Regions from separate parts of the Homo sapiens genome. Here region 2 is linked to region 1. The links are chromatin loops, found by intact Hi-C in ENCODE. Cell type or tissue: B cell. All regions are shown on one strand.

What was found. Peaks named below come from ENCODE experiments on the same cell type or tissue, not always from the same donor. Only the 100,000 strongest peaks of a DNase experiment are listed, where the experiment ranks them.
Region 2: a loop joins it to region 1, with 7 times the contacts of the local background. A loop is called at or near these places in 4 of 110 quality-filtered maps.

The regions. Positions count from the first base shown.
Region 1 is chr7:47,670,025-47,672,524 of GRCh38, forward strand. No RefSeq gene overlaps it. Among named protein-coding and RNA genes, the nearest start is that of LINC02902, 16 kb to the left of the region's middle. RefSeq lists an enhancer at 2,170-2,500. In B cell, no CTCF peak of the experiment used is centred here; DNase peaks (open chromatin) are centred at 187, 957 and 2,417; H3K4me3 peaks cover 370 bases; H3K27ac peaks cover 2,453 bases.
Region 2 is chr7:47,724,161-47,726,660 of GRCh38, forward strand. No RefSeq gene overlaps it. Among named protein-coding and RNA genes, the nearest start is that of LINC00525, 36 kb to the right of the region's middle. RefSeq lists an enhancer at 1-758. In B cell, no CTCF peak of the experiment used is centred here; DNase peaks (open chromatin) are centred at 608, 1,371 and 2,273; H3K4me3 peaks cover 797 bases; H3K27ac peaks cover 1,581 bases.

The sequences.
Region 1 (2,500 bases):
GAGCCATGATCTCGCCACTGTACTCCAGCCTGGGCAACAAAGTGAGATCTTTTCTCAAAAAAAAAAAAAAGTTGTAACATGCGTGTATCCCCAAACAATAAATTGCTTAGTCAGGCTTATGTGGGACTTTCTAGAAATGCTATCACACTTTGTGTTGACTTCTGAGCCTTGCTTTTTTCCCTTCAAGTTTATGTTCCTTTCCCAAGGCTCTCCCAGGCCCAAGGGTCTCTCACGCTCTGTAAAACCTGTGCTCAAAGCTTCTCCCCTGAGGCTGTGGGCAGAGACTGGGTGATACTGAAGTAATACAAGTTCTCAGGAAAGATCCTTTTTTTTTTTTTTTTTTTTTTTTTACACCAGGCCAGGCCCAGATTGGGTATTTTTAATATGTAAAAACAAGACTGGGTGTGGTGGCTCACACCTGTAATCCCAGCACTTTGGGAGGCCGAGGCAGGTGGATTGCCTGAGGTCAGGAGTTTGAGACCAGCCTGGCCAACATGGTGAAACCCCGTCCCTACTAAAAATACAAAAAAATTAGCCAGGTGTGGTGGTTCATGCCTGTAATCCCAGCTACTCGGGAGGCACAAGGCAGGGGAAAATGCTTAAACCCAGGAGGTGGAGGTTGCAGTGAGCTGAGATCGCGCTACTGCACTCCACCTTGGGTGACAGAGTGAGACTCTACCTCAAAAAAAAAAAAAAAAAAAACCAAAAAACAAAACAAACAAAAAAACAAATATGTAAAAACAGGGAGGGCCCCAGTGTGCTTGTTAACATGCATATGAGAGCGCCAGTTTGCAAAGCAGGTACAGCCCAGGCGGGCACTGAGCAGGATTCACAGCTGGGTCCAGACGCCTTCGCTCCCCACAGATGACACCTGCAGCGAGACTCTGCTGACCTTGAACTTCAAGCTCTGTGCTTCCACTTTTGACATTCATTTGTTTCTTAGCCTAAACTTGACACTTCCTTTTAGCAATATGCAAATTCAAGGCTGTCACAGCACAGCATCTGGAAAGTTACAACAGCAGCCCATTGGCGGTGATGGTGGGATTGTGTAGGGCTTACATTTTTTAACTTCCTTGAGTATATTTTTTGAGTTTTCCACAACAGGCATGCATTGCCTAGGAATGAGGAAAATCCAACGTCTTCCTCAGGAACCCAGGCTTCACCCATCTACGTGTCCTCTCTTCTACAAAATGGGGCTTACATGAACACTCTCCTCACCAGGCTTACTAAGGGCTTAGCTTACAGACATTATTGAGCATCTTCTGTGTACCAGAGGTTGGGGGCACGGGAGGAGTCAGATGTGGACCCTGCCCTTTAGGGTCTAGTGCAGAAGAGAGGTTTCCATAGGCAACTAGAATTCAAAACGGCATGCACGGCGGTGGAGTGAGGGGAGGGCTCTGGGGGGGCTCCGAAGGGGTAGATAGGCCGGAGTCTGCCAGATTGGAGGCCAGGGCCTTCTAAGCATCAGAACACATAGGCATACGTGGAAGGTTGAGCCATGGCATTTGGGAACCCGCCTAACCCCCCGGGGCTGGGCACAGAGTCCAGGGAGCACACAGCCTGGGGGTCGGGGAGAGAACGAAGGGACAGCACTTGGTCCCTCGGGGTGTGCATCAAGCTCAGCTGCTGAGATCTATGGATCCCAGTTCTGGCTGCGCTTTATTTTTATTTATTTATTTATTTATTTATTTATTTATTTTTTTGAGACGGAGTCTCCCAAGCTGGAGTGCAGTGGTGCCGTCTCTGCTCACTGCAACCTCCGCTTCCCAGGTTCAAGCAATTCTCCTGCCTCAGCCTCCCAAGTAGCTGGGATTACAGGCCCCCATCACCATGCCTGGCTAATTTTTTTTCTATTTTTAGTAGAGTCGGGGTTTCACCTTGTTGGCCAGGCTGGTTTTGAACTCCTGACCTCAAGTGATCCACCCATCTCGGCCTCCCAAAGTGCTGGGATTACAGGCGTGAGCCACCGCGCCCGGCCTGGCTGTGCTTTAGAGTCCCCCGCAGTGTCGGTGGTGAGCTCAGTGCCCAGGCCTGACCCAGATTCATCAAACCACACTGTTAGAGCAAGACTGGCCTGGATGGTATGGGAATTTTTTTTGTTAGTGTTCTCAAGTCTACAAAAGCTCTGGTTATAGGCAAGGCTGAATGACCTACTATTTGGGGAGCTTTGTGTAATTGAATGAAAGCTAAAAAGATTCATGTTGGTAAAAAGAAAATCCCAGAGGGGCTGCACCACGTTCTAGCAATGTTTGAGGGAGCCAGTGTCTCCGCAGCCTCACCCGCGTGTGGTGTGGGTCCTGTTTTTCATGTTAGCCATGAAGATAGGTGAGCAGCAATATCTCATGTGATCTGATCTTCCACTTCCTTAAAGGCCCCACTGATGCCTTTTCATTTGCTTATTTGGCACCTGTATGTCCTCTTTGGTGAGATGCCTCTTCATGCCTTTTGGCCACACTGAGAGTTCCTTTTCCTTGCCTCTCACAGTGATATTTGGAAAACA
Region 2 (2,500 bases), 54 kb after region 1:
TGGTTCCAGGTGCCAAAATGGTTGGGAACCGCTGGCATACTGGGTGTGAAAGCTGTGTGGAAATTGCCATACCCCTAGAGGAGTGAGACTTTGTCATCCTTCGGCCATTCGTTCATGCTTTCCTGAGTCCACCCCTCCGGTGTCTACTGGAGTCTCCCACTGGCCATGCATGAGGAGGATACAGGGCAAGTCTGACGCTGACACTGTTCTCAAGGGCTCTGTCATCCTGGGGCGATTGTCTGAGGCCTCCTGCAATTCCTACAAGGCAAGGCCTAAAGGGCCACTGGCAGGATGTGGGGACGCCCCTGTGCCAGCTCAGAGCAGCAGCGTTGGGGAAGGTGTGTGCCCGGTGTGCGGCCTTCGAGTTGGCCCCTGAGGTGTGGCGTGACGTTGCTCTGGGAGTCAGGAGCAGGGAAAGGGCCTGAAGCAGGTGGAACAGCCTGGGAGGGTGCAGGGCCAGGTATGGTTAGAAATGGTCTGCCTCCCTCGACAAAGAGCTACATACATCCAAGCTGCAAACAGTCCCCTAAACCCTGTGCAGCTGGCAAAGCCCATGTGTTTAAAAAGCCTGCAAGTCCCCGACCCCAGGGTGGCCCCAGCAGGATGTTGAGGAAGGCTATTCAAGGCATTTGGAGATGAAGTCATCAGGATTCTTTCAATACTGCTTAGATTTCATGTAACCTGAAACTTTTACACAAGCCAGTCTCTGCCTATGAATGAAAGAATACTGTTCCCCCACCTCCAACCAAACCCTTCCCTTTCCCCCTTTCTTTGATCTGGTGACAGACAAAAGAGACACGTTTGCCTATGGAAGCCATGGGATTTAGGTTCCAGGCCTACCCAGTGCTCACTCTGAAATTCCCAGAAATAAGGTTAAATGGCTGAGCCTGGCTGCAAAGCTGAAATGTGCAAGGACCAATGAGGGAAATGTAAGAAGGGCGGGGTAGGTTGCCAAGTTGGGATGATGAGGGCAGACAATGGGTGGTCCTGGTGCTATACAAGCTCTGGGGAAATATCTGAGCAACTCTGAATCTGACATGTTCCACACTGATGGACTCTGAGATTTAGACAGCAGTAAAGGAGTGGCCAGGAGCTGGCCAGGCCAGGTGGGGGTGGCTATTCCATCAGGGAGTGGGGACCTTGTGGTCTTGAGTGATGCTGAAGGGCATGGGGCCTGGGCTCCTCAGAAAGAAACAAGCCTGCCCCATGCTGCTGGCAGGCCCTCCTGCCCATTTCTGGGGTTATCTGCAAACTACCTTCAGGGAGTTTAGCAGGAACCAAAACAATGAACTCTTGAGAACAAGGTTGCCCTTAAAGGAATCCACACCCTGAAAAGCCACTGAGGCCTGATACCTCAATTTCCTGGTGAAGGATGTTTTTATCTGGTTGGCTGGGCACTCAGCTCATGGTGTGTTTGTTCAGTAAGTCATTCTGCCTAGCCCCCACGTGTCAGGGGTTTCCCCCTGGCCTGCGGAGCTGGGAAGGGCAGGCTCTCCATCCTGCGATCTGTCCATTTCTGTCAACTCAACCTCTCCTAGATGATTAATCTGCTCCCAACCAGCAAAACAGAATACTGTATGTAGAATACTGTACTCAGGATACAGCCAGAAACACCTTTGATCTGATTCTCATCAAATGTTCTGCTATGAACACAAAGTTTACACTCATGGAGGATTGCATGAAAGTCTCTTTCTTCTAAGAAGACTACATTTCAAACTTGGATTAAACAAAATTGGGAAGCGTATATTTTAAACACAGTGTTTGGCTCCTTGTAGAACATTTACCTTTACTGAATTATACATGGGGATTAGGCCAACGGTCAGCATGGAGAGATGTGAGAGTCAATTAAAAAAAAGAAGAGTTGAAACATAGATAGTGTTGCCCAGCAGTTGAGAGAATAGGCTTTGGTGCCAGTAAAACACTGGTGTCCTATGGCACATTACTTAAGGTGTCTGTGCCTCAGTTTCTTCACCTGCAAAGTGAAGCTGTCGCTCTACCTACTTTATAGGCTGGCTGGGATGATTGAGTGAGAGGAAGAAGGTCAATGCCATGCCCCATAGAGCAGGTGCCCTTCCGTGCATGTTGCTGGAGAGGTCAGAGACCAAAGGAAGGTAGGCATGGCAGCAGGCATGATCAAGTGGAGGCTGGTTCTTCTCAGCCAGACTGGCTGGCACCAAAACTGTTTCCCAGTTCTGTTTTTGGTTTTTATGTATTTATTAATTTTTTCACTCTGCTGCTCCACTATAAAGCCAACACAGAGTTTCCAACCAATGGCTTCTTCCTTCAACAATTTAACATCCAGCCAGGTGCATCTGTAGCGAGCCAGTTGGAGGCATTCTGGCTGGAGGGTGCAGGGCTAAACTGATTACTCTGCATGTTGCTGTTCTGGTTTGTAAAGAAGCAATGTTCCTCATTAGTGTGTGTTAGCCTGTAGAGAGCAGAAGTTGAATTAGGAATTGCTGATTGAAAACCTGATTTTTGAACTCTCCATAACCTGGTA